Regions from separate parts of the Homo sapiens genome. Here region 2 is linked to region 1. The links are chromatin loops, found by intact Hi-C in ENCODE. Cell type or tissue: heart right ventricle. All regions are shown on one strand. Each heading gives the region's core, and the rest is flanking DNA. Links, peaks and the distances in the headings are about the cores only.

Region 1 (12,625 bases), core at 2,911-10,910:
TTTGCAGTGTGCCAGGTTTGAGATAGTGTGCACACAATGTGACTACTCAACAATTAACGTGTTTTCCTGTGAGCGAAACTTGGTGAGGAGGGTGGCACATTTCTCTTTCCGCAATGTGAATTCTTACACATATACACACATTCTCTCTCTCTCTCTCTCACACACACACACACACACACACACACACACACACTCCCCACACCCTTCAATCATATATCCCCTTAGAGATGTTCATTACATCAGCCATGCAGAAGGAGAAAGAAAACCCTTACCCACCTGTAGCCACCAGACATGCCCTCTATAAGGCAGCTATTTACAAGACTATGAAGACATGCTCTAGAAATGAAGGGACATGCAAAGGCGTAGAAAGAACAAAAAGAAAATTACACCATTCTATAACTGCCAGGGCTGAGAAGAACAGAATATTAGCTGACATTTCTTAAAATTGTGTTCTGTGTACTGAGTACTTTATATGCTTTATCTTGTTTAATCCTTACATCAACCTCTTGAGGTACAGATTATATTTATTACTGTTTTAGAGATGAAGAAACTGAGGCTCAGAGATGTTCAATGACTTATTTATGGGCACACAAGCCATTCTAAATCACCATGGAATGCAAGTTAAAATATTCCCACCAGCTGGGTGTGGTGGCTCATGCCTGTAATCCTAGAACTTTGGGAGGCCGAGGCAAAAGGATCACTTCAGCCCATGGTTTCAAGACCAGCCTGGGTAACATAGTGAGACCCCCATCTCTATTTTTGAAAATAATAATAATTTTAAAAATACTCCCACCTTCTTCTGGTTTTTTTCTTTTTGAGACAGAGTCTTGGAGTGCACTGGTGCAATCTCAGCTCACTGCAACCCCCGTCTCCCGGGTTCAAGGGATTCACCTGCCTCAGCCTCCAGAGTAGCTGGGATTACAGGCACCCACCACCATGCCCGGCTAATTTTTGTAGTTTTAGTAGAGACAGGGTTTCACCATGTTGACCAGGCTGGTCTTGAACTCCTGACCTCAGGTGATCCAGCTGCCTCAGCCTCCCAAAGTGCTGGAATTACAGGCATGAGCCACTGCACCTGTCCCCATCTACTTCTTTATAGGAGGATGCATGGAATGGCAACTTATCACTGCGTCCAGCCCATAGGAATACAGGCATACCTAGAATACGTTCTGAGCATGCACACATAGATGTACCATGTACAGTCAAGCTAATCTTCCTGTTACCAAAAGTTTTGTCCTTGTGATTGCCTCTAGGCATATTCTAATATTTTTAGCCAGAGTCATCATAAAAAAGAGTCTTTATATGTCAAAATAGCTTTATAGATCAAACTGCATGATCTGAAATGCCGCTTCTCTGTTTGCGAGGGTTAAATGGTTGTCTCAGGCCAGAGTTTAGTTCATATTCTATAAATGGCTCTTACTCCTTGATCTGACTCACTGTATGTATTACAGCAAAGTCACTTACAGATCAAGATTTATTTTTAGAATCTTAAAGAAACAGATTCTACAGGGAGTGTTTGTGTCTGACCACAGACTAATTTGAGTGAAAACATATCTCAGTGAGGAACTTTCTTTCCATTTGATTCCCCTGCCCGTGGCTTAATGATAAGTCTCTTCATGTCATGTTAAATGGTTTTGAATTATTTAACAGCAGAATGACAGAATTTTATGCCAACATCATACATAGCAGAGGAGTTTTGTGGTATGCAAGTAAGAGAATCTTTTTGATTTTGAATAAAATAATGCATCAGAAAACTATGCAGAATATTAACGTTCATAAAGATGGGGGGAGATTGTATAGTCTACTTTGCCACTTTGTAACAGAGATTTTCTCTAAGATCAAAACCCAGGGATATGATAAGAACAATGATGATGGTGATGATGATGGTGGTGATGACAACTTCCTCCATTATCACCTTTAGCAGAGATTCTGGATTCATCCCTTAAATAAATATGACATGCTGCCCTCTACAGGTATTCAACCTAAACCAGATAGTCTGAAGCCGTTACAAATAGATAAAGCACTCTGAAATACACAGACCAATAAGTAAGTGCAAATGAAATATTGAGGCCAATTAAATAAGGAAATCCTTTAGACTCTGCACGTCTAATTTGCGTGAATTCTAAAGCCAAAGAAGAATCAAGCGTTTACTATTTCATTTTAATGTTCTCTTCCAAGTTTTTGAGTGCGTATACTTGAGCCTATCTATGTCAGAAGCAGGGAAGAACAGTTGGGAATTTGTGAACTCATTTTCTGTTTACTCTTGAAAAAGTTAATTGCCCTTTGGTTTGGCTAAGACCTATTTGATAACAGATGCTTAATGAATGATTAATAAGTAATAATGCGTGTGGAAATCCCAAGTTTGTTTGCAATTTAAAAAAGTTGAATTTCATACCATAGGTAGCCAACATTTTTAAAGATTAACAGGCTGTGTACAAAAAGAGGGTCTATCTGGCTCCTTCTTTAAGCCTCCACTTCTGCCTCACCCCAGTAAATCCTCTTGTTACTTTGGTGTCTAAGTTGAACATTTTTCTCAAATTGTACTTCGTTTTTCCTTGTTCCGCCAACAGACGTGAAAAAAAAAAAAAAAAACAATCTTGAAGAACTGATTTCTTATGCCTGCCTCCTACCCTGAGTTTACTCGCTGAACTTCTGTTAATTGTAACTCTTCCCTATAAAAGGAAAGGCTGGCCCAGATGGTCTGACAGCTCCTAGTGCTCACTTTGTGATATGGGTCAGTGAGTGCTTGGAGCATCAGCTTCAGAGCCAGGCAATCCTAGGTTCATGCCCAGTTTCCTACACTGACGTGCCTGGATGACTCTGGGCCAGTTATATAATATCTCTGAGCCTCAGTTTCCCATCAGCAAAATTGGTACAGTAGTATCCACCATGTTGGATTTTTTTTTTTTTTTTTTGGTGAGGATTTAAAAATACAGAGTAAGATAAAAGATTTCATAAGCAGCATTTCATGTAATTCCCATGGCTACATTATAAGGCAGAAACTATTATTAACCCCGTTCTACAGATGAGGAAATGAGGCTTAGGGAAGTTAAGCAACTGAATTCAAGTTACAGGGCTAGTACCTGTGGAGTTGGATTCAAGCCAGGCCCAGGCCCTGCTTTTGACCTCTGTGCCACTCCATCAGACAGCTTTATCCTCTACCCACACATGCTGATAGGACGAACAAAGGATGTTTCATTCTACCCTTTAAGATGGCTCTTTCCTCCATCATTCTGATTTCTTGCCAGACTTTGGTACCTCCAACTACGGGAAGTGCAAAGGACAAGAGAGTTGTTCTCTCCTATCTGCATTCTCAGTGCACAGGAGACATGGAAGGAACTCCAAAAAAAAGGCATTCTACCCCATGTTCTCAGAGTTGACTTATATAGTCAAAAAGAAGAGGGTCCTTGTTAGTGGCTGGAGTTAAAATCCCAAAGCACAGTCCGCCAAAACCTCATCCAGATGCAAGTGTGTGGTCACTGGTCATGCATTTCTGTTTGCTGAATTCCATACAGCCAAGGCAACTGCGTTGCCTTGCTGAAGATCCACAGGGGAAAAAAGTTATGTGTGCTAGGATGAAAAAACATGCAAGCAGAGTTCTCCCTCATTGTCAGGAATGTTTGATACAGCAATGTTTATTCCATGGCCTCCATCCATGGAAAATGTGCTATCAGACTTTAAGAGGAGTAAATCAACACAGGTCTTCCTTATTGGCCACTCATTTTGTTAAAATGACATAATATCATAGAGGATCATCTATTTCAATAAGAACAATTTTCTGAAATTATAATAGTACATGCATTTTAGTGAAATAACTACTGTAAGAGTCTTTTAAAAAGGTATCTAAGTTGTCATTAGGTACCATATGCTTTTCTTCAACTAATTTCTTACACCCTCTGGGAAAAGTTTACGATAATGATATCCTAACAGATTGTTGCCTTTCTTCATTGGAGTACATTCATTTATGAGGTCATTCTATTTGGGTGTGTCATTTTATATTTAACGTATGTATTATTCACATTAAGGTAGTATAATTCATTGTTTTCTGTATCAAGTAGAGATCACTACATAAGTCATTTATTTCTACCTTAAAAGATTGCTTCTTGTCAAATGCTCCACTGGCTTTACCATTCCTGTGATTTGAGTTGTATGATTGTTAATATAAAATATTTAGAATGATTGAAGTGTGGAAGAGTTCAAATTTGAATTGAAAATTTCCTGGTAGTCTCTTGGAAAATAGCACTAATACTCATTGACTGCTGGCTATATGCCCAGGCTTGTTCCAAGTTTTATGTGTGTTAACCCACCCATCCTCACAACAATCCCATGAGGTGTGTTATTATGACTATCCCCATTTTACAAACAGAAAAACCAAGACCTGAGAGGTTAAGTAACCTGCCCGTAGCTAAGGAGCTACTAAGTGCTGTTTCTGGGATTCAAACCCAGGAAGTCTGGCACCAGGATCTGCTCTCTTAACCCCTCCCCTCTGTTGCCACTTCAAACCCTGGGGTGATGGAACAGAATCGATTTTATTGCTTCTAAAGAGCATTTACTTACTCTTTTAAACGAGTGCAAATAGATCGTCCTCTTTAGCCAGGGAGAGAAGGAAGAGCTATTCAAGAAGGGATCTAAACAAGAAGCAAGAACTTGTTCTTTCTCATGCTCCATGGAAAGGCATGGTGAACAAGGCAAACTATGTCTTACTCCCCCTGGTGTTCAGAAAGGGAGCCTACCGGGGGCCCTTCATCAGATTTGGGGAAAGGGGCCCCAGGACGGCTTCAATTTCTTTTCTGTTCCTAGGCTGGAGAAATAAAAAGCAGCCAGGATGTGATACAGGGGTTTTTTTTCTCATCTGTTTTTGCTCTCAATGCTTGCAATGAGTTAGAAACAAGTCGACATCCACTTGCAGCCCTTGACAGACAAAGTTATTAAAATTTCTAATTTCCTAAAATTTCTCCTGTCCTCCACCCCATCCATTCTGCTACGCCCCTGGCCTTCTGCCAGGGTGTCTGGTTTTCCATAATTAAGATGGTGGTTCATATAATCTTTTTTTTCCCTGTCTTCTACCGTGGCTGCTGGGCATCTGTTCCAAAATGTCTATCACAGTTGCCTTGGTATTGTCAGCTTGGAGTTTCTGATAGCCCAGCATTTGATAGAGAAAAATTTAAGATCACCTCGAATTTTCAAGGCAACTTGGGACCTTGATTCCTTTCATTAGATACAATAATACTTGAACCGTTCGTTTGAAAGAGTGGCTCAGCCCTGGCTACCTGTTGCTCTCACTTGGGAGCTTTAAAACAAATACCAGTACTTGGGCCCATCCCCAGAAGGTTTGAATCATTTCTTCTGGGGTGGAGCCCAGGCATCAGTATTTTTTTTACATGAGGTCACGGTTGCAAAACACTGGGCTGAATTAATCTTCTGGCTTAAATTTGAATACCAAGACCCTGAAAGGCCTTGGCTCAGAAATAAGTAAAATTCATTTAAATGACCAGTTGTAGCTCCCATGACCTGCCTCTTGAAATGCAAAAAAGGGTTTTCGCCATGCAGTTATAGTCATTCACAGATTGGTGGGATAGCATGAAGTTCTTCACTTCACACTTTCTAAGGGCCCCCTCTACCCCGCACCCCTGGACCTCCTCTGGCCATATCCTCTTCTTTTCAGCTTATCTTCAGCCTTAGACAAACCTCAGGGCATTCATTAGAAATTATTTTCATGACAGTGGCTGTTGTACTGAGTGTTCAGTAAATAAAAATCTGTATGTGACTTAGTCCAATAAGCAGAGGCTATTGTTATGGTGTGAGGCTGCTTCTATTTCTTATCTGTGAAATAGAAGCAATGATGCCTGCCTTGCCAAATTGTTCACAGTTTATATAATTTATATGAAATATCCTGATCTACCCACTATCACGCAGCAGTAATGCCTCTCTTTTCCAGTTATTTGGAAACTTCCCAGTTCAGTGAAGGGATTTCTCTTATTCTCTTATTCTAACAGGCAGCCAGTTCCTCTTCTTACTACGGTATTGCCCAACAGGATCAGCTCAGCTTTTCAGGGATGTCAGAGAGGAATGGCTCTCATATCTCTCGTCAGTCTTTAGGGTCTCGAGACCCTAAAGACTGACAGCAATCCAGGACTTTTGTGGTCTACATTTGTAGCACAAATGATAAGACTGAGCAGGTTTCCTGAACTTACCTCTGTTTGTTTACTGAAACCTCTTACCACTGGGGCAGCTACAGCAACTGACCACGCCTGCTTATTGTCTGTCTCCTGTCTGGTCACCTCTTCTAGTTCTGATTTGCCCCAGAAGGCTTAGCATCTGTCAGTCTACTTTGCCCTCAAAACCTTCCAGAAGATGTTTCAGCACCCAAGGAAAATAAACAGGCTTCTCTGGAGCCCAGGGGACAAGACATAGGAAATCTGCATTTCAGTGGGTAAGAGAAGGAAGAGACCATGGTAGCCAGTGGCAGAAGAAAGTGTAAATTTCAAGAACATTCTACTGTGTGAGGGTGGGTGGCTGTCATGGAGATGAGGGGACATGCTGGCCAAGGGGTGGGCTCTTAGGGTCCAACAGCAGCATCCAAGGTGCTAGAGACAATATGCTGCATGTTATTGATTTTCATGTAACATTTATCTGGCTTTTCTAGGAAAATCCTTATAGACATTTCCTCTGCTGTGACCAAGTCCCTCTCATTGGCCAGACACTGTGCTAATAGTTGAGAAGAAGAAAGAACAGTCTTGGTTCATGAACTACAGTCTAGCTGGGGGGAGAAAAGATTATTAGATAGGCATTGAACATTGATAGATTTAACTACATTAAAAACAAACAAAAACCCTTAAGCCAAACTTCCAATGCCCCTTCTCCCCCACGTCCCCTCTTCCCGCTTAATTTAGGATAGTGATTAAGATCCCAGACTTCTAAACCAAGTTGTCTGTTTAAACGGTGAGTTTACCTCTTGCCACCTGTGTCATCTTGGACCAAATGGTGCCTCGGTTTACTTGCTTAAACATTGATAAAAACACTCACAGGTTGTTGTAGAAATTAAATAAAACAATACGTGCGAAATCCTCAGAGATGAGTTTAGCCCATAGCAAGCACTCAACAAAGGTTAGATTGCTAACATTAATCCACTGGCATATGTTTAAAAAGAGAAGCTGAGGATGGACACAGCAGCAGGTTCTGCAGGGAAGTCCAAGGGGCTAATTTATTACCCAGTCCTCCTTCCACCTCCTCCCTTTCCTTGGAGAGTTGTCCTGGAATCAGACGCCCAGCGTGCGGGTCAGCCAAGCTGTTCAGCTGCTGTTGGTCCCTGAATTCTTCTTTCTGGCCTCTCTAAACAGAGCAGAGAGGATCTGGGGCAGCCAACAGACAACTCTGTATTCACTGTTGAGCAGGCAGGCTGGCAAGCAGGGAGTTTCTTTGCTTTAAAAGATAGCAGGGACAGTCAGGGGTTGAACAGTTGTGTTGCTTTCAGGAAACACGTTGGCCTTCTAGGGTTAGGAAGGGCCCCTTTAAACACAGAGCCACAACATTCTCCTGGGATGACCTTTGCTTCATGGCAGTCATGAGTCTTGTTCTCAAAGCTCTGACCATCCATGATTCATATGTTCCCAATGGCTGTCTCAGCTTTTTATAAGGGATGGCATCTATTAAATTGTAAAAGTTAATTTTTGTTTGTCAGAGACATCATAAACATGTGAAGGCTCTTTCCTGTATTGAGTGTCCACCCTCAAAGAAGCTTCAGTATTGATTATGCTTCTGTAAGTAGAACTGTTGGCCAGTGATTGACAAAGGAGTATAGATTTGAAAGGATAGGCTTCTATGGCACATTCAGAAAACATGGACTCTCAATGTTGGAAGGAACCTTGGAGACCTCCCAATCCAACCTTCCAATCCAATGTACAACTTCCAAACAGCCCTGAGAGGTGGCTACCCACCTTCTGCCCCAGCCATTCTGTGAAACTGTGGACTCACTGCTCATGTGATGGCTACTTGGACAGCCTGAACTGTTCCTGAATCGTTAGAGGGTACTACTTCTATGGAGCCAGTTACATTTTTCTGGTATTTCTACCCATAGGACTTAGTTCTGCTAATTTGACTAAGCCCATCAATCTCTTCTCCCAAATGATACCTGTCTTGTTTCTCTTGAATTTCCTCTTTTCAGACCCAAATCTCAGTTAGGCAAAGTTTTTGTCATTTGTCATGATTCTGTAGTACCACCCAATTTGTGAAAGTAACAAACTGCTCACTTCCAATGCCAGCTGATTAATTACCTACTCCTAATAGCAACTTCAGGAACAATGGGAAATGTACATCTCAGTCTAGTCTGTTTGAAAATCTTATCCTCAAATCTGTGCTTTTTGGAAACCCATGAATACTTGAGACCGAGTGCTGAAAAAAACATATGTTTTTCATTTTCACCTGACATATTGCATCTTAAGGCATCCTGCTGGGTGTGCAGCAGCTGAAAAAGTTCGAAAAAATGTGGCTGCTCAAAACTATAGCAACAGAGGGACACATGATGAAGCAAAACAAGCAATGCGTAAAGCATTTTGGTTTATAGCTGGGGAATTATAATCATTCTGATTAAGTAGATTTCCATATAAAAAGACAATAGTGTGGCTAAGAGTCTCAGAAAAATTCCAAGTATATTTTCAACCATTTTCTACTTTGATCACCACCCTACTTGCTAAGAGAGTGACTTTTTGCATGCAGAAGACATATGTTTATAGAGTCTTTCAATATTTAGTCAACATTAATTTATTGACTACCTCCCTTGTATTCCAGGCAGAGTATGTATGGTACAGAACGCTATGAGGTACGTATGACTCTTGCCCCCGTGTTAGATATGAGGAAACCAGGCAGAAACATTAATAACCTATCCAGAATTACACAGCAAGTAAGTGGTTAGGCTGGAGTCAGAATCCAGAGCTCTGACCCCAGAGCACATGGCTCAACCACTACAGGGTACCACCAGTGGGACTCAGAGACGTACGGAAACTTTTCAATACCGACCCGCTCTGAGTGTATCTTGGTCAGGGCCATTGATTCTTCTTCTCTGTGACAAAGATTTCAGGGATGTTGATTCCTAATCACTGACTGCTTTAATCTGCCTCCCACTGGGATACTGGAATAACTGGGATACTCTGTAGCACCCTTCACAGCTGTTTGTGAGTTGCCTTCTGTGTGGAGTGTAATCAAAACAGCCTTAAAAACCAAGCATCAGAAACCCTGCGTTAAAGCCTCAGCTCTGCCAAATACCAGCTGTGTGGCCTTGAGAAAGGCACTCAATCCTTTGAGATTCAGTTTCTTCATTTGTAAAAATGACCACCTCCCAGGGTTATGGCATGAATTATTTTGTTTAACCAATATTGAGCATCTTGTATGTGTCAAACACTTGGCAAAGATTTGAGTACACACTGCAGATGAAAGAGATGCCAGTGCTGCCTTTTTCGGAGGGGGCGGCAGAGGGGATGAAGTCTCCCTCTGTTCCTCTATCACCCAGGCTGGAGTGCAGTGGCAGCGTGATCTCGGCTCACTGCAACCTCCGCCTCCCAGGTTCAAGCGATTCTCCTGCCTCAGCCTCTCATAATTCTGCCTTGTTGTGGAGCTTGCAGTCAAGTAAGGAAGCTAGACAAAAAGAAATAAGCAAATATATGAATAATCACAAGTTGGGATAAGGGTTGCAAAAGAAATGAAAGATCTTGGCCTTGGGAAATTGAGTGGAGGGAAGCACCATAAGGCGGCGCCAGGGATGGTGTCTCGGAAGAGAATGTGTTTGAAAGATGAGGAGGCACCTGCCAACAGAAGAGTAGAGAGAATGACAGGCTTAGGCATGGCGTCTTCAAAGCCTCTGTGCTGGAGAAAAGGAGTCAATGAAAATTCACCATTTTATGCATATAAGGGCACTTTGTAACTAAAGTAGGCTAAACCCATGTCAGAAATTTCTCTTGCAAATAGAAAATAGCACTGGCCACTTCCAAAGCACAGCTTGGACCGTGTTCTTCCCATAAGAGTCAAGACTAACATTCCAACCCAGTGAAGTTTGTTCCATTTCCACAAGATAACAGCCTTTATCCCCCTACACCAAAATTGTAGGTGCCTGGACTGAATAAACATAAGCACCAGTGTTTCCCCTGATTTCTAGCAGCTACCAAGGAACAGAACTTCCTCCCTCTCTCACTTTTCCATTTCCTCTACCTCCTGTCCTTGCAGATTGGGCAGCAATTTCGAAAAATTTCCTGAAGTTGACTGATGACAGGACATGGATGTCTGAAGTCTGAACTGCCTGGCCAGGACTAGGAAGAGATGTCAGGAAAGGAGAAGTGAGGGTCCTTCTGTGATTCTTCTCTCCCTCTCTCCTGTTGGTGCCTTCTTTTGGGGGTGATGGTCTGCAGGGACAAGCTCCTTCTTTTCTTTTCAAATGTTTTGTTCTTTAAAAGTTTTGTTCACCATCATTAGAAATATCTATGGAATGTAAAGAAAACATGTAATGCTAAGGCAGGAAGGACCTATTGTCCTGGGATCCCGGGAGGACAGAGAACGCTGCTACTTAACTTATGCTTAGTGTTTCTTATAGGAGATGTAGTTAAGGTCTCAGCTCCAGTGTCGCCAAGGGAGGATTTTCTGTCCCTCGGCTCGAAGGTTAGCCAGCCCCTGATCTCAGTCACCCTCCATGACATCACCCTTCATTGTTTTCCTCACAGCATTTATCATTGTCTAAAATGATATTGTGTTTTTAATTTTTTGTTTATCATCTACCTCCTCCACTAAAATAGAAACACCGTAAGTTCAAGGCTGGCATCTATCCTGTTCACCCTGAGTCGCTAGTTTGTATAATAGTGTATTATATCATGGGCACTCGATGGCTGAAAGATGAATGTTTGAATAGATTGAGTGATAACAAGAGCTAAGACTTCCATAGCTCTTATCCTGTTCCAGGTACTTCTTCAAGCACTTTAAACATCAATTTATTTCACCTTTCTGATAAACACATGAGGTAGGCACTAGGATGGTTCTTATTTACAGATTAGTAAACTAAGGCACAGAGAAGCAAAACAATTTGTCTAAGGTCACACAGTAATAAATGCTAGAATGACAATTCAAACAGACTGGTTGGCTATATAATATGTGCTTTTATCCACTCTATGGGATGCGTTTTTGTTCCAAAACAAATACTGGTGATACCAAAACAAGGCTCTTTTACAACAAAATTATTTCCTACAAATGAGAAGCTTGATCAGTTTAAACCAAGGATTCAATCATTCATGTGTGTGTGTGTGTGTGTGTGTCTGTGTGTAATGAAATATAGAAAATCAAACACTGAATATTCTCTCAGCTAGAACTCTTGGGTTATCAAGAGTTACCTCTGCTTCTGCCTATATCTCATTCAGAGAAAAAGCACTCTGGAGAATACCTGAGGAAGTAAAGAAGGTGTTTCTTCTATCTACAAATTCCATTTCTAACCTGTGCAAGGTGCTCACACAGTGGTCAGGCCAAGCTGAGAATGATGAGTTGTGGACTTACCAGCCATCCTTTTGATTGGCTGGTTACTTTGTGTCTGAACACTCTGAAGCTACCAGCCATGACAGTAGTGGGGGTGGGGTTCATGGTAGAGTTGAGAAGGAGGATTATAAATGTGTGAACTCCAAGAGCATCTCCAAAGACATAAAGACAGAGGTAGTGGTCCTACATCTGTCTTTGAGTCCCCTTGGTCATACATCTTCAAACCTAAAGGATAATGATCTAGCCTGTCTCCAGTTATTGGGCAGCACAGAATTCATGCTGCCTATAAAGTGAGACCAAATCTCTAAATCACTGTTGTCTGTAGCCAGGAGTCTGCCTCTTAAAGAAGAGAGTGAAAAGAAAATCAATGTGTCTGAAACTTTAGCCTGTCTTCTTGGCTATCTGATCAGTTAAGATTCCCAGAATAAAAAGTAAAACGGAGATAATTGATAACCATTTTCAGCCTCCTCTGTTTCTCAGAAGTTGACAGTGTTTCCTAAGTGTGATCTTGGTCTTTCCCATTATACCCTTGTAAAATGGCAGGCAAATTTCCACACAAATTTCATTTGAGCTTTAATCTGCCCATCCAGCCTGTCTGTAAACAGCAACTGGCATGTCTTGACTCCAAAAGAAGTTTCTTCTTTAAAAAAATATTTTCACCCAGAGCTTCAATTATGTCACTTCCCTTTCAGACCAGTTGAACAGATTAATGCATGCTCATGGATTAAATTGAACTGATATTTTTTAATGGGAAGGGTAAATGATGTCTATGCATGTCTATCATGTGCTTTACTCTTAATGAAAAATATTTTAAAATGTATATTGTTACATCATTTTGAAATTCTTTTTTAAAAAATTATGATGAGCTGCATATCATGAAACTGTTTTCATCCTGCCATTCATTGCTCAAAAACCTTAGATGGCCACAATTTCTCATGTGCCTGACTTCTAAGAGCCTTACAAGCCCTCCCCTGTGTATCATGCCTTATTGCTTGGGTTGTCAAAATTGTAATCCCAGAAACATTTAGTCTTTACTGAAGCTCTAGATGTGAGGCATTGAAGAGAACCATTTTCTCTTTTTTCCATGGGCTGCATTCATACCTACCCATTTTTCAAGTTC
Region 2 (12,625 bases), core at 2,750-10,749, 210 kb after region 1:
CAAAAGTGCAATAATTATCAAGAATTTGAAGAAGTCATAATTAAAAATCTGTATGAGAAATTATATTTAACCATTTCAAGCCTAAAAGCTGATTAGGAAGCTTTTTTTTAATCAGCCATCTTGAGTTTCTCATTTAAATATTTAGAAAATATTTCATGTGAAATTTTATCCAAATTCAATAATTCATATATTTCAAAATATTTATATTTATTTTTCCTGTTGTAATTAGATGATATGAAGATAATATAATAGGTTATTTTTTTTCTCCAAACCTCATATTGATATCTCCAAATCCCCCCGTGCCAGGTTAGTAGAGAGTACTATGCAAATATAATCATTTTCTATGTGGCAAGTCATAAAAAAAAGTTTGGAAACACTGGCTGAGACCATCCGCCATCCATCCGTAGAGGCTGGGCATGTGACAATCCCAAACACATTGAGGTTCCTTTGGCAAAGAAGATTTAGAAATGGACGGCAGCCCAACAGCATCTGCCACAATGGGTTATAAGCGTCCACTCCACTGAATTCAGGGCACTGATTAATTGTGTATGCTTTTCTCTTCAGCTCTCATTTAAAGGTATGTGAAGACTAGACCTCCTGTATAAAGCAATTAAATAGAGCTTCTCCTTGCATAGCCCCTTCCACCAGGGATATGTCTTGGAGAATGGCCCAATTACAATTACCTTCAAAACAATGTTACAAAATAAATCCATTTTCAACCAAATTCTTTGCCAACCATAAGCCAAATGTTCTGGCTAAACTGGGAGAGCTACGCTCTTTCCTGTTTCTTTGCCATTTTCCAGCCTCTGAGAACAGAGATTGTAAGAGCAAAACATCTCATGCAAAACCATGCTACCTGCATCATGGGGACAGCTGAGTCAGCTTTGATCACCTTAAATTCTGTATTATTTATGGTCCTCACTTTTTGACCTTTGGTGTAAATTGCCAAGCATTTATTTAGCACTGACTGTGTGCTAGAACTATCAAGGGTACAAAGGTGATTTAGACCTACTGCTGGCCTAGGATGCAGGGAAATGATGTACTGAAACTGGACAGACAAAAGGCCATGAATATTGGGGTCTTATTCTGGGAAGGTGATTTGTCTAGTAGGGTAGGGTGTGAGAAAGAGTGAAGAAGGAAACAAGCAAGATGGTAAAGGTCCAAAGAACTTAAAACTCTGTATTGTAGACAACAGACAACAGGAAGCCAACAGAGATTTTAAGGCTGGGAATAGTTTAACTTTTTTTTCCAAACTGATCTGATATAGCTGATTTTGGGGATGTGTTTGATTTTTTGTTTTTTTTTAACCAAACTGATCTGGGAGTAGTGTGAAAAAGCAACATGTCATGTCACATTATAATGTTTTCCAGTTTGCAAAGTGCTTTCACACATCCACTTTCAGGTGTTCTTTAGTTTTCAGCTAATTAATTTGGGCAGGTACCAAGAAAGATACAGCTAGATGAACTGTCACTCTAGTCAGGCACATGCTTTCAGAGCAACAGGTAAGAGTGTGAACTCTGGCTTCAAACTACCTGCATTTGGAGCTTGGCTTTGCCGCTTTCTAGCTGTCTGATCCTGGGCAAGGTATTTAAACTCTGTCTCATTTACTAATATGCAAAATGGGGATATTAATAGCATCTACTGCATAGAATTGCTCAAGGATTAATAAAAAAATATATATATATAAAGCCCTTAAAATGATGCTTAGTCTATAGCAAGTTCTTAAAATGTTATTACTTGTGATATTATTTTTAATCTCAGAGTTCATATAGATATTTTAGAAATAGATTACATACATACATATTCATGTACATATACACATGCATATACACATACACACTAGCCACATGATTTCCCCCACTAGAATTTAGATCCGTAGGAAGAGAGTAGGTTGCCATACTCCAGTGCCAGCTACAGTGAAATGGTATAGAGTAGCCCTCAATAAATATTTGTTGAATTAATGAACTGTGGATGAGACCATGCTATGCAAACCTTTTTGTCTTCCTTCTGGGCAATCGCAGATGGATTATGGTTCCTAAGCCCACCATATCCAGGTGGCATCACATGACATGTTATAGCCAATGGAGTCTGCTCTGGCCCCTAACACCTCTGCGAGATGCCCCAGACTCACATCACTCCCCTGATAAGGATTTTGCAGAGGATTCAGAGGACCCACAGAAGGACAAAGGAGCACCAGATGAAAGGTGCCTGGATCCCTGAGTCACTGAATGTAGGAGGGATGCCCAAGAGAGCTGACCAACATGTTGGAGTTTGTAGAAGCAAGAAGTTAACTTCCATTTTGTTAATCCATTAAGGTTTTTGTTTCTTTTGTTTTTAATAGCAGTTAACCTAGTTTGAGTAATGCAGAAGATAGGGAAAAACATTTACTTTCATGCTTTTTTCTAGTATAAATAAGCAATAATAGCAAAGTCAGATTTAAAACTGGAAGGAAGCTTCAGAGAGCAGCTAGTTCAAATTTCTCCTTCTACCATGAGGAATCAGAGGCCCAATGTGGTTAAATGACTCAGTCAAGGTCACACAATTGAAACTGGACACCAGGCCTCCTGATTTCTAGGCCAATGTTTTGTTTTGTTTTGTTTTGTTTTGTCTATTGGCCCCAGGAATTAAAAGTATTATTGCTTTCCAAATTGAGTTCATAAAAACAAAATAAGAATATTGTCTTTTAAAATAAAACAGAAAAGGGAAAGAAAATGACATTTAACTAAACCTCAAGTAAATTAAAACTGGCTGCAGATTGATTTAATTCATTGAAATAAAAATCTCCCAATATTGTCCAAATCACATGGCCTAATTTGTCTATTTGGGTAAGCAGCCTGCCTCTCAAATCCTGGGAACTTTGAAATGGGAGGCCCAGTTACTACAACAATAGTCTAAATCCAAGCTCTGTGCACTAAGCATTAATGATGGAATGATGGTACTTAACTCCATTGCACCTGGCCAGTTCTTGATTAAATCAAATAGCATTAACTAATAAAAGATTAAAATATTTAGATTCAAATTAGAGAGTTTCCAAAAACAATCTCCCAAAGCCACTTAGTTTTATTCATTTTCTAAACAATTTTAAAGTTCTTCCAAACAGCAAAGTAGAGTGCAAATTCATTAGGAACAATAAAAATAAAAATTGGAAATGAACAATACATTAAGGAACATTCTTTAAATGCACAAATCCCACGAGTCAGTAGAAAGTATAATGGACCTGAAGTCAGCACTTCCAGGCCTACATGCTGGTTCTATCATTGGCTGTTTAACCTGCAAATTAACCTCTCAAAGCCTCAGTTACTGCATTTGTAAAATCAGGAAAACAATACATATCTCATGAGATGCCTATGAGACGTTACATGAATGCCAGTGCAGTGCTTAGAAAATGTTTGTTTTGCAACAGTGAGGAAAAGCCTGCAGATTAAGAAACTCGGACTTCCCCCATGTTAGCTACAAAACATAATCACTGAGTATGTTGACTGTAGGAAAATTTCAAAAAAGTCGACAATTTCATGGAAGTAGCCAGATCTGTCTTTGGCTAACATGGATGCTGAAAACCCAAGCTGAAGGGATTCAGAAAGGATCAGGAAGAAGACACTTATCTGTACTCCTGATTCCTGCAAGGCTATTGTCAATACACCAGCATCATTTCCTTACTTGTTGAATCACCACTCTGTAGAACACTCTGTCAGTCTTCACCTAAATAAATTTCCCTTCCATCCAAGTTTTTCTGCTGGATTATGACCAACTTGATAACCTAGTTTAGTATCCTATGAGTGCCTTAAATACAGAGGATGCTTAATGAAAATTTATTAGACTGCCCGCTCAGCAGCTCACTGGGATTGAATATGCATCTGGCATTGAAAAGAATTGAAATTATACAAATGAAGGTAGCTGACATATTCATGTAAAAAGAACCACCAGATATCATCCATTCCTTGGGCTGGGAGCTACTTATCCCTGACACAGTGGTGATTCAGAGGCAGCCATGGGGGTCACTGCCTGCTTTTTCCTAATCATCTTCAGGGCCCAGAGGCAAGGGGAAGGTTCAGAAAACTACAGTTGACTTCAAAACCCAAAACTCAGTTAATGAGATTTATCTGAAAAATGAAAACAAACTAACAATTTAGCACAGGAGAAAGAAGCCTGTCTCAGAGAGAGATCTGAAAAATAGCAAAGCAGAGCATTTGCTAAATAATCTCCAGCTACAAACTAGCAAGTGTCAGGATCACTTAGATCAAGGGGAGAGAAACATAAAACCCCTAGCTTAGTATGTGGCAGTAGTTATACAAGCCGACCAAATATTTGATGTCATGGCTGTAAGATAAGAGGATAAAGCAATGATCAGAAGAAATTAATGTGATGGTTTAGGACCCAATTCTGCACAACTGCACTGGTGCATGCCCATGAAGCTGGTCCTGGTGGTCATGGACCAGCCTCACTGGCATCACCTAGGAGCTGGTTAGCCATGCAGAGTCTCAGGCCCTGCCCCAGACGTAATGTACCAGAATCTGCATTTTAATAAGAACCCAGGTCATCCATGAGCACTTTCAAGTTTGATATCCTTTAGAGTTTCTCCATCAGGTGGCCTTGGTTTGGAAACCTTAATTATACAAAGGACGTAGTAGAAACAGGACCGAAGGGCCTAAGAAGACCACAGATATTCACTGATGCGGTACATGTTTCATCCACTCATAAACATACTGCTTCTACAGACTCGTTCTTTTAACATTGCTAATTTAATATAACCCAACCCCCCTCTGATGCCGAGCCGAAGCTGGACTGTACTGCTGCCATCTCGGCTCACTGCAACCTCCCTGCCTGATTCTCCTGCCTCAGCCTGCCGAGTGCCTGCGATTGCAGGCGCGCGCCGCCACGCCTGACTGGTTTTCGTATTTTTTGGGTGGAGATGGGGTTTCGCTGTGTTGGCCGGGCTGGTCTCCAGCTCCTAACCGCGAGTGATCCGCCAGCCTCGGCCTCCCGAGGTGCCGGGATTGCAGACGGAGTCTCCTTCACTCAGTGCTCAATGGTGCCCAGGCTGGAGTGCATTGGCGTGATCTCGGCTCGCTACAACCTCCACCTCCCAGCCGCCTGCCTTGGCCTCCCAAAGTGCCGAGATTGCAGCCTCTGCCCGGCCGCCACCCCGTCTGGGAAGTGAGGAGCGTCTCTGCCTGGCCGCCCATCGCCTGGGACGTGAGGAGCCCCTCTGCCTGGCTGCCCAGTCTGGAAAGTGAGGAGCGTCTCTGCCCGGCCGCCATCCCATCTAGGAAGTGAGGAGCGTCTCTGCCCGGCCGCCCATCGTCTGAGATGTGGGGAGCGCCTCTGCCCTGTCGCCCCGTCCGGGATGTGAGGAGCGTCTCTGCCCGGCCGCCCCGTCTGAGAAGTGAGGAGACCGTCTGCCCGGCCAGCCGCCCCGTCCGGGAGGGAGGTTGGGGGGTCAGCCCCCCGCCCGGCCAGCCGCCCCGTCCGGGAGGTGAGGGGCGCCTCTGCCCGGCCGCCCCTACTGGGAAGTGAGGAGCCCCTCTGCCCGGCCACCACCCCGTCTGGGAGGTGTACCCAACAGCTCATTGAGAACGGGCCATGATGACAATGGCAGTTTTGTGGAATAGAAAGGGGGGAAAGGTGGGGAAAAGATTGAGAAATCGGATGGTTGCCGTGTCTGTGTAGAAAGAGGTAGACATGGGAGACTTTTCATTTTGTTCTGTACTAAGAAAAATTCTTCTGCCTTGGGATCCTGTTGATCTGTGACCTTACCCCCAACCCTGTGCTCTCTGAAACATGTGCTGTGTCCACTCAGGGTTAAATGGATTAAGGGCGGTGCAAGATGTGCTTTGTTAAACAGACGCTTGAAGGCAGCATGCTCGTTAAGAGTCATCACCACTCCCTAATCTCAAGTACCCAGGGACACAAACACTGCGGAAGGCCGCAGGGTCCTCTGCCTAGGAAAACCAGAGACCTTTGTTCACTTGTTTATCTGCTGACCTTCCCTCCACTATTGTCCTGTGACCCTGCCAAATCCCCCTCTGCGAGAAACACCCAAGAATGATCAATAAAAAAAAATAATAATAAATAAATAAATAAATAAAAAGAAAAAAAAAATTTAATATAACCCATCAAGAAGACGAACAGCAAAGTAGCCAAGGAGCTTTCATAGAAAAAACTATGTAGTAGGCAGTATCTACTATTAGTTCTAATTCAGCCTTTCTCTGCTCCTTTTTGACTCCTCTCTTCAACACTTGCCTCAGACCTTCTTTTTACCCAGTAACACTGCTTGGCCCTAACTTATGCCTCTGGTCTCCATCAGGTAGAAATATTTTACATGTTGAATGCTTACTTTAAATTTTCTATAAAGTAGCAACTCATTCCATTCATAAACAAAACTCATAAATAGAAATTTCAACAGTCAATTCACCTTTCCCTTGGGAAAAGAATCCAACATTTCAGCTTGCATTTGTCTACCACTTACTCTAATTAAATACACCTAAGATTCTAAGATTGTTGTAAAAAGTCTACTTTCTGGTAGAGATTAGCTAGTTTTCTGGATAATAGAAATCAGAGGAGGCTTCTTTTCTTTCTTTTTTTTTTTTTTTTAGTTGATCAATTATCATGACAGAAAAGCTTCCATTAAATTCACCGGACTGCTGGGGGCACCTATGGGAGGGATCTCAGAAATCACTGAATTTAGTGACTCTCCAAGTGTGGTCCTGGGACCAACAGCAGCTGCATCACCTGGAACCTGTAAGAAATGCAAAATTACATGCCCTTCCTCAGACTCTTTAAACCAGAAACTCTAGGAATGAGGCAAGCAAGCTGTGTCTTCACAAGCTCCCCAGGAGACTCAAATTTGAAAACTCCTTCTTTTAACATTGTTAATTTAATATAACCATCAAGAAGACAAACAGCAAGGGAGCCAAAGAGCTTTCATAGAAAAAACTAGAACATACTGCAAATGTTTCCAGCTAGGATCATGGTTCCCATCCTAAGAGCCAGCCTACTCAAAGGCCAGCCTTAAGACATTCGATTGTTTAAAGATTTAGGTAGAAGTACTTGTTTCCCGGAGTGGCTTTAATTGGTAGGAAACAGTGAAATATTTGTTTATAAAATAATGTCTCCCAAGCAGACAGACACTGTTTTATAATCAGTTAGCCAACTAGAAAATATCTAAAGGGATCCTGGCCATTTCTCAGAGTAGCCACAAGGGGTGTTGCTTCTCTCATTTGCAGGTTTAAAAGAATGTTCTGCTCCTGGGTCATTTCATTTTATTCTTGTTAACTTACAGTTTCAGGTTACAAAACACTTAATAATCAAATAGAGTGGCTCTTCTACATCCTATAGTGCATTCAGCTCTTTTAGCTAATGGATACATTTCCACTCCCCTTCCAAGTGTTCACTTATAAGAAGCATTTGAACTCCATTTTCATATGCAAACAGCCAAATCAAACAATTAGACCGTGCCCGGTTCTCCAGAACAAGCAGGCAGCATAGACACAGGTCGGGACTATGTGACTTTTATGTTCAGGAGTCCATTACACCAGCTAAGGGAGATACACTTAAGTAAAGTGCACTATTCTTTAATAGCTGTCTTTATGATAAGGCAAAAACCAACATCTTAATACCCACCTGCAGTCTCGTTATCAAGTTAATCAAATGTTTAATATCAGAATGTATATTAAAGTCATGTTGCTTACTACAAGCCAAGAGCCTTCTTTCTCCCTCCTAGTTTGTTCTGTAGGCCACACAATGCCATGCTAGGAAAACTACCCTTTAAACCTGATAAAATATTAAAGACATGTGTCCTGATATTGTTATGTAAGCAAATACCAAGGAAAGTCCAACCATTAATGAACCTGAGCAGGTCAGTCTCTAAGGACTGGGAGAACAATGCAGCAGTGGCCATGGTGCTGCTGGGGAGAAGAGATTATGAAGGTGTGGACTACCACAACCTCAGAGCCCAAACACCACAATGTGCTTCTTGAAAAGCAATTCTTCAATGTGATTGTCTCTATTACTTTAACTACGTTCAAGAAAAGTTGCATCTAGGTGAATTTCACTTAAGAAAAATTAAAATATTTGTGCATGAAACATTGCAATCATAGGAAAAGGTAAAGAACAGGTGTTCTTGCAAGGCTAAGATGCTTTAGCTCACTTCAAATATCTTTCAGGAACCAAATGGCTATACATAGGTATGTGTACACACACATGTGTGCATGCATGCATGCACAAAAATGCATTTCTCCTTAATGGGGAGAATCCCTGAAACAATCACTCTTTCTTAGTGCTCTTTTTCTGGGAGGGAAGGAGGGATGGAAGGAAGGAAGGAAGGAAGGAAGGAGAAGGAGAAGGGGAAGGGGAAGGAGAAGGGGAAGGGGAAGGGGAAAGGGAAGGGGAAGGGAGGGAAGGGGGAAGGGAGGGAAGGGAGGGAAGGGAGGAAGGGAGGAAGGGAAGGGAGGGAAGTCAGGGAAGGGAGGAGGGGAAGGGAGGGAAGGGAGGGAAGGGAGGGAAGGAAGGGAAGGAAGCAAAGAAAGAGACTTGCTAAGTCATGCTAAATTAAGCACTGAGGATGAGGGGATCAAATAACTTCATGAGATCTTTGTCACAGGTAGCTACTATCTGGGCCCAGAGGCTGAGGCAGTAAAGGAATGTACCAAGACAGCTGTAGGTAAAGAAAGACAGATTTATTAAACTATGAAAATACATTGCAAGGTTGCAATGGGCAGCACAGCAGAGAAGGGACTGTCTGCAGAGGCAGGGGCTGGGGAGAAGTTTTATAGGATCATGCTGAAGGGGGCTTGTGGGGAACAAGGTCGTTGTGCCCTAGGAAGAAGGTTCTTGTGCCTGTGGGTTTGTGATTGGCCATCCCTCAGAACAATTGCTCATTATTCTTTCCCACTTGTGGCCCTCCCACAACTGGGGCCCTTCCACATTGCTACTTATTTATCTTATCAGGACTCCACAACCTTCTTCCCACAGATTGCCAAAGAACTTCCTCCCTAATGAACCATTTAGTCCCCTGGATTCATGGATCACTTCTAGAAGAACAACTCCCAAATCTGTAACTTGGAACCTAATTACTCTTATGACATTCTGCTCCAAGCCCCTGGAGCACCATATCTGCCCTAGTCCTTATATCTCAGTCCCCAGTTCAGTGCCTGCAGCATGCTCAATAATCATTTGCCAAAGATTTGCCATTAATCCAATTAATGAATGAATACTTGGATATGCAAACTTGTTCCTTCTTCTCATTCCCCATCTCAGGCATGACAAGACTATGCCAGTTTGGTGTTTCAGAGCCCCTATTCATATTTCCCATGCTTTCACCCCCTGTTCTAATTAGTTAGCAAACCCTCGCAAGTTTGCTTCATAATAAAACTTAAACCTGCCTCCCCTTTACTGTGTCCACTTCCTTTTTGTAGGCTGTCATTAGCTCTGAGCTGAATGACTGCAATGCCCTACCTAGCCTGCCCTGCTTCCATTCATGTCCCTGTAACTACCAAACTGCCATCCCAGTAGTTATTTAAAGCACATAACTCTTCTGTCTCTCTCTCTCTCTCTCTCTCTGTCTCCCTCCCCCTCCACCCCATCTATCTCTCTTTCTCTCTCTTTGACATTTCACACAAATACACACACTCACCACACATGCTTGTGTACACACACATACACACTCAAGCACACACCTGCCCACACACACAACACACTCCCACCCTTAGACACCTTCAGTGGCTCCTGTGTGTCTACCAAGCAAAGCCCAGATTCAGTAATTTAGAGCATCCAGATGTGATTCTGTGGAATCACCATAATCTACCTTTTTCCTCCATCTTCCTCCATCATCTACAGCCTCTTCCCCCTCCATTCTGCCCTCACCATCCCAGTGATGCCTTTTCCCATGCAAGACCTGTATCTTCTCCAGGGATGACTTTGCTCATACACTTCCCTCTTCCAGGAATCCCTCCACTGATCCTCTACCCTGATTTCTGTCTGCCAAGCTCCTGCATTCTCCAAGCCCAGGCCCTCTGCCTGTTCTTTCACAAAGCCTTTCCAAAAATTGCCAATTAGAGTGTTATCTATCTGGCTACTTTCACAGTGCTTCAGCTATGTCTTTATCATAGCATTATCAAAATATACTTCATATCAATATTTATGTGTTTGTCTCTCTCTCCCATGAAGCTATAGCATCTGTGGGATCGGTGTTGTAGCCTACTCATTTCTATAACCCCACATGGAACTTAGAACTTAGTACAGAGCTTGGCACTGAGAAAAGGCTCAGAAATGTGTTTGAATATATGCCATTAACTTCCATAATAATGTCAGAAATATACACAATCTATCTGCCTACTATATCTATCTGCCTAGTATCTGTCTATCAATGTATCACCTTTAACTATCACCTATCTGGTATGTACGTACACACAGTTGGCCCCCACATAAAATGAAAATATAAAAATCCTATGTAAGGGCTCTTATACCCACATGCAAGAATATTTTGCCTAACAATGCACAGGCTATGCCTTCACTTTTCTCATATAACTCCTTCAGGCAGTTCGTATGATAGACATGTGAACATGTAACTTGCAATCTCCCTGAAAAAGCACACGTGGATTGAAATGCACAGTGCAGCTCTTGGCCATCTCTCACTGACTTTGCCTTGGGAGAGCCATTCATCCAGGGGTTCAGAGAGTTCTCCAGCCCAAAACCACATGTCTGTGCTCCTTCAGGAGGTCACACTGGGCTCCCCGGTTTGCATTCATTCTGAATGGTACCACCATCCCTTTGATTCAGTGGGTCCCCTTACCCCAAATCAGTCATTTCCCGACCTCATGCCTGATAGCTTTGGTGCTAACAAATTTTATCAGATAAGCGTGTTAAATGGTGCTGAATTTGGGAGGGGTTTTCTAAGTCTCCTGTAGGATTAGAGCCTCTGGTGACCTCACTGCCCCCAGCTGCAGGACTTTCTGCTGAGAGCAGATCACTAACTTACCCTTTTTATCTGGGCATTCTAATCTGCTTCCCAACTAGGCAAACACAAACTTTTGTCTACATTTTCCTCGGTGTAACAAATAAACCATTCTGGACAGTAGGCAAAGCTCAAAGGTGATAAACTACAGAAACGCAATTAAAATGCCAGAAAACTACCTTGAAATGTTCTGAGCAAAAATGACATTTGGCCTAAAGGAAAAAATAGACACTGTAGAGCTAAATATGAAATTGTAAAATTGCTAAACATAAAACCAAAAATATTTATTTTCATATTTTCCCTGACTCCCAGTTCAAGGTGGAGAAAATTATCTTTCTTCCAGATAATTTCCTCCTGAGAGGCTGTAATTGGCAGCCAGAGAAGTCCTAATGCTTTGATTGGTACAAGCTGCTGAAAAGAATGTTTAATTAAATCATATTTTATGGAGATAAACAAGCTGGTTAGCTGCTATTTGCAGCTCTTCAATTCTCTTGTCAGTGGTATTATCAGATGAAGGAGATGTGGATTCATTTCACCCCTCATGCAAGTAGAAAAAAGCCTTCTCGGCCTTCTCAGGTTTTTTGTTTATTGGTGCAATGTATTTGAAGAAAATTATATATGTAAAATGCACTATAATATGTCCTAGATTTGAGAAGTATTAGAGTAATTCTAGTCTTTAACTTCCCTACAACAAGGCTGTAATGTTGATCAATAATAATATTACTATAAAAGTCATGTTTTCAGTGCCTTCTCTCTCTTTCTCCCTCTCTCTCTCTAGGTAGACAGATATAGATAAATAGACAGATAGGCATGCATGTGTGTATCTGCACATGCCAGTGGTCTGAATAACAGAAGGAGTCCTTCCAAGGCCATCCTGACCTGCAGCCATGTTGGTGTAGGAACTGTCTCCAGGGAGCCAAAGTCATAAGATGACGGCAGTGGAAAAGGGAGAGCTAAAGCTGGCTCTCCCTGACTTGATGACTTGCTTATCCCTACTTTGCATCTGAAAATCCAGGTTCTCTCTGCCACTTCTGGAGACTAAAACACTCCCACCCACACACCAGTCTTCCTTTTTCAGTTTATACTCACTTATCTGAACCAACATGATTGAAACTATTGAGCCAAGCTCCTGGAATCAGGCTAACATTTATTCATTCATTAAGTCAGTTAATGTAAGTGAACTGAGCTTTAAGAAAACTCACTTAAAAGTTATAGAGACAAATAAGACAAAGACACAATTATTGCCTTGACTCACAATCCAGCAGTAAGAGTGCACAGGGAATGTTAGACAAGTGGTGTCTGAGAGGTGAGCCCAGGATTGGAGGCCGAGAGCAAGGGTGACAGATGGTCTGGTGGGCTTCAGGGAAGAGTGGGTGCTTGAGCGGAGGGGACGCTCATGGAGGTTCCCAATGGGCACAGAGGAAGTGGAATTTATGACAGAAATGCAACCTTTGCTATCAGAGTGTTAAATGAACACTTTATAGATGATGTCCTAACAACAATAAAAACTTTCTTAAGCGTAGCTTTTAGGTTTTTGTATCTTCCTGTGACAGATGATAGTTTCTAAAAGTGACTACAACAATACATCTCATCCCACGTATCTTTCTGCTGTGTCCCCGTAAGAGAAGGAGTCTATAGGTCCACAGCCCTGGAATGTGGGCGGGCCATGTGGCT

The links. Peaks named below come from ENCODE experiments on the same cell type or tissue, not always from the same donor. Only the 100,000 strongest peaks of a DNase experiment are listed, where the experiment ranks them.
Region 2: a loop joins it to region 1, with 2.3 times the contacts of the local background. A loop is called at or near these places in 3 of 110 quality-filtered maps.

Annotation. Positions count from the first base shown.
Region 1 is chr7:28,622,102-28,634,726 of GRCh38, forward strand. All of the region lies in intron 5 of CREB5 (cAMP responsive element binding protein 5), which reads left to right. Among named protein-coding and RNA genes, the nearest start is that of CREB5, 220 kb to the left of the region's middle. In heart right ventricle, for the core only: a CTCF peak has its summit at 4,744 (motif pointing left); a DNase peak (open chromatin) is centred at 7,279; H3K27ac peaks cover 3,234 bases.
Region 2 is chr7:28,833,472-28,846,096 of GRCh38, forward strand. No RefSeq gene overlaps it. Among named protein-coding and RNA genes, the nearest start is that of TRIL, 120 kb to the right of the region's middle. RefSeq lists an enhancer at 4,744-5,435. In heart right ventricle, for the core only: a CTCF peak has its summit at 7,186; no DNase peak of the experiment used is centred there.